Regions from separate parts of the Homo sapiens genome. Here region 1 is linked to region 2. Evidence: read pairs that join two places in POLR2A ChIA-PET (ENCODE). Cell type or tissue: OCI-LY7. All regions are shown on one strand. Each heading gives the region's core, and the rest is flanking DNA. Links, peaks and the distances in the headings are about the cores only.

Evidence for each region. ChIA-PET counts read pairs that join two places held together with the same protein. Peaks named below come from ENCODE experiments on the same cell type or tissue, not always from the same donor. Only the 100,000 strongest peaks of a DNase experiment are listed, where the experiment ranks them.
Region 1: POLR2A ChIA-PET joins it to region 2 with 5 read pairs; 2 of 35 experiments call an interaction of 5 or more read pairs at or near these places.

What each region holds. Positions count from the first base shown.
Region 1 is chr12:105,091,483-105,098,258 of GRCh38, forward strand. No RefSeq gene overlaps it. Among named protein-coding and RNA genes, the nearest start is that of ALDH1L2, 10 kb to the left of the region's middle. RefSeq lists an enhancer at 1,026-1,640. In OCI-LY7, for the core only: no CTCF peak of the experiment used is centred there; a DNase peak (open chromatin) is centred at 4,069.
Region 2 is chr12:104,107,129-104,111,128 of GRCh38, forward strand. No RefSeq gene overlaps it. Among named protein-coding and RNA genes, the nearest start is that of NFYB, 29 kb to the right of the region's middle. In OCI-LY7, for the core only: CTCF peaks have their summits at 2,251 (motif pointing left) and 2,464; a DNase peak (open chromatin) is centred at 2,213.

The sequences.
Region 1 (6,776 bases), core at 2,515-6,514, 990 kb after region 2:
ATATCTACTTGAAGGCATCAGAAAGCTGAAATGGCAGTCAAGACTCTACGTACCGATGTCCCAGAGGAAAAAGCAGCTCACTAAGTTGAATCCAATATTTTGCATTCTGCTTTCCTCTTCAGCATTTACAAATGCTTGGTTTGGGGTGAGAAGCCAGGCATAAAGAAGATGCTAGAGACACCAGCAGTTTTCAGCAATCTAACGGGATGGAGAAGATAAAAACTGGAGTTTGAGCTGCCAGGAATTTAGGAGCCAAGATCTTGGAGATAAGAGATGTAGAAGTGTACTCAGTTCATGATAACTGTTTTTAGCTAGAAGTACTTGCTGATTCTAGAGGTGCATGGGATTAGAGGCTATTAAACCAAGCAGAAATGACCGAAAAGCACAGCAGAGTTTTCTGTACCATGAAATTGGAATTCAGCATCTGCCAAGAAGGAAGAAGTCCAGTAAACACCACAAGCTCTCAGCTGATACTCTTCAATGACATTACCCTAGGAAAGGGTGCAAACTAGAGATAGTACAACTATTGTAAGACTGCAGCCTAGCCTCACATGCTCTCAGCCCTGATTGGAATGAGCTGATCTGCCTGACTTTAGTTGCCTGCCAAAGAATAGGATCAATCCTGTCTGGAGAAAAATAACATCATCCAGAAAGCCTGCAATTGTTCATTCACTCTCCTGCATTCAATTATAACTGACCAGGTAATACAGGAGTTATTAAGAAATAATTCTTAGGCAACTAGAAAGGGTGAAAGTTCTCAGTGGAATTTTCCTTTAATAAAAAGCGGCCCCAAGCCACTTCTTCTTTAACAGAAAGCAGCCTGAGAAGCTTTTATATGTAAATGTCGGCAGCTGTACCTGAAACCCGGGTACATTCAATATGGGGTCTCCCGCCCTCTTTTCCTTATGACCGCCTTTGCTGGCATTAAAGCAGCCTTCAGGTAAAACCACGTATACAGGTATGATGGCTGCCGCCAGGAGGAGGCTGCATTTGCATAAAAAAAGACTAGGATGGGAGGGACAGTCTTTTCGCTGGCTACGTAAATGACACACCTGGTCAAACCAATCTCCTGTGCCCGATGTAAATCAATCACCGCCTCCTCAAGCCTCCGTACAAAACAGATTGCGTTCTGCCCCAAACTGGAGTCCCTTTGGGGCAATCCGCTTTCTCAGCATGAGGAAGCCTTTTTTCTCTCTCTTCTTGTCTATTAAACTTTCCGCTCCTAAACCCACTCCTTGTGTGTGTCCATGTTTTGAATTCTTTCTCGGCTGTGACAAAGAACCAGGGGATATACTCCAGACAATGGAGCCATTTCACCGGGACATCAAGAAAAATGAGCAAAAGAAATAAACAGTGCCACATGAACAGTGCTAAACTAGGTAGAAATAACCACTCTCATTTTCATGTTATCACCAGTAATCTGTGCAATAATGCGATAATATGTTGCTCCATGCCTGACTCCACCAAGCTGTGTGTCAAATTTAAGGACAATTGTTCACTAAGTAATGTTTGAGCATTTGTCATGTGCTGGGCACTGTAGTAGATGCTAGATGTAGAGAGATGAACAAGGCAGATGCTTTGTCATGATGTGAGCCTGAAGCTGCCGAGGAATACCATAGGAACCTAAAGAATGTAGCCCAAACTGTAGAAGACACAGAAAAGAAACAGTAAAAATCCAAACAGTGATGGCTGGGCGCAGTAGCTCATGCCTGTAAACCCAGCACTTTGGGAGGCCGAGGCGGGCGGATCACCTGAGGTCGGGAGTTTGAGATCAGCCTGACCAACGTGGAGAAACCCCGTCTCTACTAAAAATACAAAATTAGCCAGGCATGGTGGCACACGCCTGTAATCCCAGCTACTAGGGAGGCTGAGGCAGGAGAATCGCTTGAACCTGGGAGGCGGAGGTTGCGATGAGCTGAGATCACGCCATTGCACTCAGGCCTGGGCAACAAGAGCGAAACTCCCTATCAAAAAAAAAATTAATAAAATAAAAATAAAAAAATAATAAAAAAAATTCAAACAGTGGGCATCATTTGAATTCTGAAGCCAGATGCACACAAAGGCCAACCCCACACTAGATGTTTTAAAATTGACATTCAGTAAAAATGACTTTACTGTTGGTATACAATTCTATGAGTATTAACACATGTATATACTTGTGTAGGGAATACCACAGTCAAAATATCAATAGTTGCATTACTCACCTTCTGAAAAAAGTCCTTGCCCTATCCCTTTGTTGTGATATCCATTAACCACCTCTTTGCCCTGATAAACACTGATATGTTCTCTATGACTGTAGTTTGAATGTAGTTGTCAAATCAACGGAAACACAATAGTATGTAACTTTTAGAGCCTGGTTTCTTTCACTCAGCATGATGTCCATGAGATTTGTGCAAATATTTAGCGTTTTCCATGGAGTTTACGATGCTTCTGTTACTGATTTCTAATATAATTTCATGGTAGTGAGAGAATATAACTATATTTCAATCCCTTTAACTTTATTGGGATTTATTTTATGGCCTACCACAAGGCCTATCTTACTGAATAGTCCCTGTACTCTTGAAAAAAATGTGTATTTTGCTGTTGTTGGATGGAGTGTTTTGTAAACATCAATTAAGACATGTTGGTGAAAATATTGTTTAATTCTTCTATATACGTCTACATTCTGTCTACTTGTTATATCAAATACTGAAAGAGGAATGTTGAAGTCTCAAACTATAATTGTAAATTCATCTATTTTTTCTTCTTTCTATACTGTCAGAATTTGTTTCATATATTTTAAAGTTCTGTTATTGAGAGCATATATATTTAGGATTGTAATGTCTTCTTGATGAATTAATCACTTTGACATTGTGAAATGTCTCTATTTATTTGAGATAATATTCTTTGTTCCAAACTCTAATTTGTATGATGTTAATATGGCCACCAGCCACTTCAGCTTTTTTTTTTTTTTTTTTTTTTTTTTTTAGACGGAGTGCAATGGCAAGACCTCGGCTCACCACAACCTCTGCCTCCTGGGTTCAAGCGATTCTCCTGCCTCAGCCTCCCGAGTAGCTGGGATTGCAGGCATGCGCCACCATCCCTGGCTAATTTTGTATTTTTAGTAGAGATGGGGTTTCTCCATGTTGGTTAGGCTGGTCTCGAACTCCCGACCTCAGGTGATCCGCCCACCTTGGCCTCCCAAAGTGCTGGTATTACAGGTGTGACCCACCGCGCCTGGCCCTCCAGCTTTCTTATGATTAGAGTTATCATGGTATATCATTCCCTATCCCTTTGTTGCATAAAATCTGTGTCTTTATATTTAAAGCATATTGCTGGATCTTCTTTTTTCACCCAGTCTATCTCTGCATTCTTTTTTTATTTTGAATTTCTGTGGGTACATAGGTAGGTGTATGTATTTATGGGGTACACGAGATATTCTGATACAGAGATACAATGCATAATAATCACATCAGATGGCCAGGCACTGTGGTGCATGCCTGTAATCCCAGCTACTCCGGAGGCTGAGGCAGGAGAATCACTTGAACCTGTGAGGCAGAGGTTGGGGTGAGCTGAGATCACGCCATTGCACTGCAGCTGGGGCAGCAAGAGCAAACTCCATTTCAAAATAATAATAATAATAAATAAATAATAATCACATCAGGGTAAATGGGGTATCCATCACCTCAAGCATTTATTCTTTGTATAGTTGGATTGTTTGTATCCAACTATACTCTCTTAGTTATTTTTATTGGTAGAACTGTGATGATGACCCCGAGCCACAAAATTGGCAAGTTTTTATCAGGGATTTTAAAAGGGGAGGGGGTGTATGAACAGGGAGTAGGTCACAAGGATCACATGCTTCAAAGGGCAATAAGATCACAAGGCAAAGGCAAAATTAGAATTACTGATGAGGGTCTATGTCCTGCTGTGCATGTATTGTCTTGATAAACATCTTAACAGGAAACAGGGTTCGAGAGCAGAGAACTGGTCTGACTAGAATTTGCCAGGCTGGAATTTCCCAATGCTTTATGCCTCAGTAAGCCTGAGGGTACTGCAGGACACCAGGGTGTATTTCAGTCCTTATTGAACGACACTCCCAGAGCGGCCGTTTATAGACCTCCCCCCAGGAATGCATTCCTTCCCCACCGTATCAATTATTAATATTCCTTGCTGGGAAAAGAATTCAGTGATATCTCTCCTACTCACATGTCTGTTTATAGGCTCTCTGCAAGAAGAAAAATATGGCTCTATTCTGCCCAACCCCACAGGCAGTCAGAACCTTATGGTTGTCTTCCCTTGTTCCCTTAAAATTGCTGTTATTCTGTTCTTTTTCAGGGTGCACTGATTTCATACTGTTCAAACACACATGTTTTACAATCAATTTGTACAATAGTGGTCCTGAGGTGATGCACATTCTCAGCTTATGAAGATAATGGGATTAAGAGATTAAAGACAGACATAAGAAATTATAAGAGTATTATTAGGAAAGTGATAAATGTCCATGAAATCTTCACAATTTATGTTCAGAGATTGCAGTAAAGACAGGCATAAGAAATTATAAAACTATTAATTCTAATACTTTTATAGTATTAGAACTAATAAATGTCCATGAAATCTTTACAATTTATGTTCTTCTGCCTTGGCTCCAGCCGGTCCCTCCGTTTGGGGTCCCTGACTTCCCGCAACAGTTTTTAGCCATCTTAACATGATGTGAGTATGGTGTGTGTGTGTGTGTGTGTGTGTGTGTGTGTGTGTGTCTTGCTTGGGGTTATTGAGAGTTTAAGATATATAAGTTTATTATTTGCTTCATATGTGCCAACATTTTGGTCATTGTTTCTTAAACATTTTCCTGTCCTTCCTTTTCTGGGTCCTCAACTATATGTACATTATAGCACTTGATATTGTCCCAAAGTTATCTGAGATTTTCTTAATTTCTTTCTTTTTTTTCTCTCTCTTGAGTTTAGATTGTTCCTATTGGTATTTCTTCACATTTATTGACAGTTTCTTCCTTGTGCCTACTCTGCTATTAATCTCATTCCATAAATCTTTCATTATCATTTCTAAAAGTTTTGTTTGGCTCTTTTTTTTTTTGGCTCTTTTTTATATCTTACATTTCTTTCCTCATTGTGTTCATATTTACTTTTCTTTTTTGAGATGGAGTCTTGCTCTCTTGCCCAGACTGGAGTGTAATGGCACGATCTCGGCTCACAGCAACCTCTATCTCCCAGGTTAAGTGATTCTCCCTCCTTAGCCTCCTGAATAGCTGGGGTTACAGGCACCTGCCATCGTGCCCAGCTAATTTTTGTATTTTTGTAGACATGGGGTTTCACCATGTTGGCCAGGCTGGTCTTGAACTCCTGACCTCAGCTGATCGGTCTGCCTCGGCCTCCCAAAGCATTGGGATTACAGGTGTGAGCCACCATACTCAGCCCATGTTTTCCTTTAAGAACTAAAACAGGCTGGGCACAGTGGCTCACATCTAAAACTCCAGCATTTTGGGAGGCAGAGGCAGGCAGATCACTTGAAGCCAGGGGTTCAAGACCAGCCTGGCCATCATAGCAAAACCCTGTCTCTACTAAAAGTACAAAAAAAATAGCTGGGTGCAGTGGCATGCACCTGTAATACTAACTACTCAGGAGGCTGAGGCAGGAGAATCGCTTGAGCCTGGGAGATGGAGGTTGCAGTGAGCTGAGATTGCACCCACTGCACTCCAGACTGGGCAACAGAGTGAGACTCTGTCTCAAAAAAAGAAAAAAAATTAAAACATAATTTTATCTTATTTTATTTTTTTCAGTTAAAACTTTTTATATTTTAATAGCTTTTGGGGTACAAGTGGTTTTTGGTTACATGGATGAGTTGTATGGTGGTGAAGTCTGAGATTTTACTGCACCTGTCTCCCTAGTAGTATATGTTGTATCCAATATATAGTTTTTATATCTCCCCACTCTCCCCCTTCTGAGTCTCCATAGTTCATTATATCACTTTGTGCATATATGGCCTTTGTGCATCCATAGCTTAGCTCTTGCTTATAAGTGAGAACATAAGATATTGGGTTTTCCATTCCTGAGCTATTTCACTTAGAATAATGGCCTCCAGCTCCATCCAAGTTGCTGCAAAAGACATATTTAGTTCTTTTTATGGCTGAGTCATATTCCATGGTGTATGTATATCACATTTTCTTTATTCACTCATTGGTCGATGGGCACTTAGGTTGGTTCCATGTCTTTGCAATTGTGAATTGTGCTGCAACAAACACATGCGTGCAGATGACTTTTTAACATAACTTATTTTCCTTTGGGCAGATACCCAGGAATGAGATTGCTGAATCGAATGGTAGATCTACTTTTAGTTTTTTAGGAAATCTCCATACTGTTTTCCATAGAGGTTGTACTAATTTACATTCCCACCAGCAGTGTATAAGCATTCCCTTTTCTCCACATCCACACCACCATCTGTTGTTTTTTGACTTTTTAATAATGGCCATTCTTGTAGGAGTAAGGTGGTATCTTATTGTCGTTTTAATTTGCATTTCCCTGATCAGTGATGTTGAGCATTTTTCACGTTTGTTGGCCATTCATATATCTTCTTTTGAGAAATGTCTGTTCATGTCATTTGACCATTTTTTTGATAGGATTATTTGCTTTTTCTCGCTGCTCTGTTTGAGTTCCTTGTAGATTCTGGATATTAGTCCTTTGTCAGATGCATAGTTTGCAAATATTTTTTCCCATTCAGCAGATTTTCTGTAAAACATGATTTTAATGCTGTTTTCACATTTTCATCTGCAAATTTCACCA
Region 2 (4,000 bases), core at 1-4,000:
TCCTCATTTTTGTAGTGTCTATCATACCATGCTTTCTGTCCATCTTTACACACCTCCTCCTGTCTATGGTTCCCTTTTTTACTCCCACCTGTCCCCATTCATTTTTTTTCCTAGATTCAGGCCAAATTGCCAATCTGAAGAAGTCTTTCCTGACATACTCCACCACCAGGTAGATTTAACCCCTTCTTTTTGTTCTCCCACTGTCCTTTGTTAAATCTTCTGTCATAGCAGTCTAAAAACTTAGCGCCCCTATTTGTTAGCATGTCCCTCTCCATCTGCTAGATGGTAGGTCTTCAAGGCAGAGACTGGGTCTTTATACCCGTTCCATGTTGGCTGGCTAGTTAACTGGTACTTAAATATTTTAACAAGCGGGTAAAGAAAATTGTCACCTTTACACTTCTTCATATTCCCACTCCTCCTAAATAGAGGTCAAAATGGGAGGGAAGCTTTGAAAGGGAAAGAGATTTTTTGCAGATTTGCCAAGTATCTGGAGGAAATGCAAACTCTTTAGCTTTGTCTTACCCTGCCCTGCTATTAGGTTAAAAGAAGTTCTGGGATAAGAGATTTAGTATAGGAGGTCTTTGATTGGAAAAGGTCCTTCTACCAGATCAGGTTTGTTTTTTTTCTTAAAGGAAAGAAAGAAGAAAGATCTTTCATGAGGTTATGGGCATTGCTGGATTATGATTTTTAACACTGGATGATCAAAATAAGCTAAAACTGTCAAAAGTTAATCTCTGACACTAGAAATTACCTACCTATATAAGTTCAGGGAACTGCTGAAGGACATGGTTACCAGGATTGGAACTGCATTGGATTCTGTTAATATCAAGTCAGGTCACTGTTATCACCTCTAAACTTGTAGGACAAAAGATTCTTACACTCAGGAAAATGAGATGACATTGGCAAAACTCCCTTCTAAGTTTTCTAGTTATAGTTAGTCCCTAGACTTATGTATTTCTGTGACTCCAGAAAAAAACTTACTTTGATCATTCCTGGAAAAACATGAACTACAAAATTCTGGGGGAAAAATCAATAAATTCTGTAAACCGAATGAAGGGCTTATGTCTGTAATCCCAGGCCAAGGCGGGTGGATCACCTGAGGATTGACCAGCCTGGCCAATATGGTGAAACCCCGTCTCTACTAAAAATACAAAAATTAGCTTGGCATGGTGGCGGGCGTCTGTAATCCCGGCTACTCAGGAGGCTGAGGCAGGAGAATCGCTTGAACCCTGGAGGCGGAGGTTGCAGTGAGCTGAGATCGCGCCATTGCACTCCAGCCTGAGCGACAAGAGTGAAACCCCATCTCAAAAAAAAAGGCCATAAAATCTGAGAACACCAGCTTCCTTGTTCAAAATAGTGTCCACTTGTGGGCCTATTAATCTCAGCAGAGGGGATCTGGAACTGAGCATGAGGTTCTTTTGTTTTATATATTTGGTATTTTGGATAAATTAGGTTGAGCAAAGGCCTGCTACTTAATCGTCAAATTCACAATCTGGCTACCACTCCTGCCAGTACCTCACATTCAAAAAAGTTATGAGAATGCAAGGTTATAAAGCCTTTGGTCTTGGATAGAGAGAATGCTGGGAAGTCATAGAGATGAGGTTGTGAAGGTTACAGAAGTATTCCTTATTTACTGATTTTAATTTGCTTGTTCAAAAGATATTTGAAGAGTGCCTAGAGATGTCAGGGTGTTTACCTATAAAAGAGAAGAAAGTATGAATTGGTGGCATATCAGATATGGAAGATGTCACAGAGAAGGAAACGTCCCCCCCCACCACCACCATTCTACCCACTTCCCCTTCATGGTCTTCTTACCCCCGCAAAGATACGAAGCTAAAAGATCCATCATTCCTGAGCATGAGAATTGAGGAAGGCACAAGATGAGCCCTTTGGTATGAGCACATACAGGTTAAAAATAAAAGGTAGCAGCTAGTGTTTGTTTTTGAACATAGAAAAACCATGTCCACTAGTAAATTATACTCCAACAAATGTCCAGCTCCAACCAAAAAGATTATCCATTCCTCCTACTGAGAAGATAGAGTAGACGTTCTCTGAGAATTTAAGAAGAGTTACCTCCTTTTCTCTTTCCATATTGGGGAAGGGGCAAAAAGCTACAGCCATAATGTTTATCATCCGCTGTAACAAAGCATAGCATGTAAGAGAGTGGGCAGAGATCTGAAGATAAAACTGCTTGATTCACAATCATCCTGCCAGTTGCGATTTAGCACCCCCTGGTGGCATTGTCCAGCCCAGCTTACATGTGGATAAGATTCTAGGTCTTGTAGCTGCCTAGGATTTTAAAAATAGCTACAGCAATACCTGGAGCTTTCTGGTGAGTTGGCAATCCTGTGTTAGACCCAGTTGGAGAGAATGGACCTGGAGAATATACTTTCTACTTTCCTGCAACTTCCTAACCCAAGATAATAACTTTAACCTGCCCTGTTTAGATACAGGGACACACTGATTATTTCAAGATCCATTTAATTTTTGAGGATTTTTAGATTGTTTATCAAAATTTCTAGCTAGTTTTCTGAATCAGGAGAAATTGCATCTTAACTATGTCTTTTTAAGTCTACATAATGGCACTGACATTGATAACCTTGGTAAAGACGTGATTGCAAAATTGTTATAACATTTGTGTGATCAGCAAGGCACCTGTTATTGAGCAATGTGGAGAAACGGTCAGTTGCTGCCATACACTTTCCATATTTTTGGAATACTTAATACATAAATCATTATTAGGAGAATGTGTGAGAGGATATTTGTACTTTTGAAAGTCAACATAATTCAGTAAAGAGGTGGTTTCTTTGTCAATTTATTTGGAATTTATATCACCTATCATTTCATTGTCTGCTTTATATAAATAATTATACCCAGAGAACAAAGTAACCAATTAACCAGAGTCATGCCAGTGAGTCCAAGCCAACTTGGAAGAACAGTGCTATAATATTGCCATCTCATTGGATCTTGACCCTGTGGGAATCTAGTTAACTTCCGTGAGGAATAGTCCATACTCATTTCCTTTTCATATTATCATGTATTGCTTCCCCCATTATTATAATTGACTGATTTGCATAGCACAGTAGTGGCTGAAATATCAGAAGATATTCTCCCTTTGTTGATGAAAGTACGTATTGCATAACCTTGTATCTTTTTTCTTTTAAAATGTTTGTTGTGAAATAATACAAAAGTATATTGTGTATGTATGGTTTAAAAAATAACATGATCACACGTACTCAGCCTTCAGCTTAAGAACTAGAACATTCTCAGCTGCCTAGAATCCCCCATTTGTTCTCCCTCCATAGATTATATGAGGTAAACATTCTTCTGGATTTTTTGTTAATAATTTCCCATGTTTTTATTTGTGACTCTACCATCTATGTATGTATTCCTAGTAATATATTGTTTAAATTTGTTTTTGAACTTTTATGTAAATGGAATCATGCTGTATGTATTCTTCTGTGACCTCTTTTTTCTGACATTGTTTTTGAGATTCCCATCCATGTTTATGCATGTAACTGTATTTCATGTTTTCACAGCTATATGGTATTCGATTGTATGACTATTTCACAATTTATTTATCCATTCTTCTATTTATGGAGATTTGGATTGTTTTCAGCATTTTGCAATTACAAACAATGCTGCTATGAACATTCTGCCCAATTACAATGTAAGCTGTGTGTGGGCAGAAGTTTTGTCTGTTCTGTACTCTACCATATTCCCAATGTCAGAACAATGCCTGGCACCAGGTAGATGCTCAATAAATATTTGAGGAATGAATGACTTCTTGTATTGTCTCCTGGTGCACTTTTACAGCAGTTGCTCTAGGACAGTTGTTGTCAAAGTGTGGTTCAGGGACGCCTGGGGGTCCCTGAGACCTTTTTGGGAGGGGTCTGTGAGGACAAAACTATTTTCATAATAATACTAAGGCATTATTTGTTCATTTCATTCTCGATTTTTTCACATTTTCCAGATGTATGATAACATCATCACTCTGGCA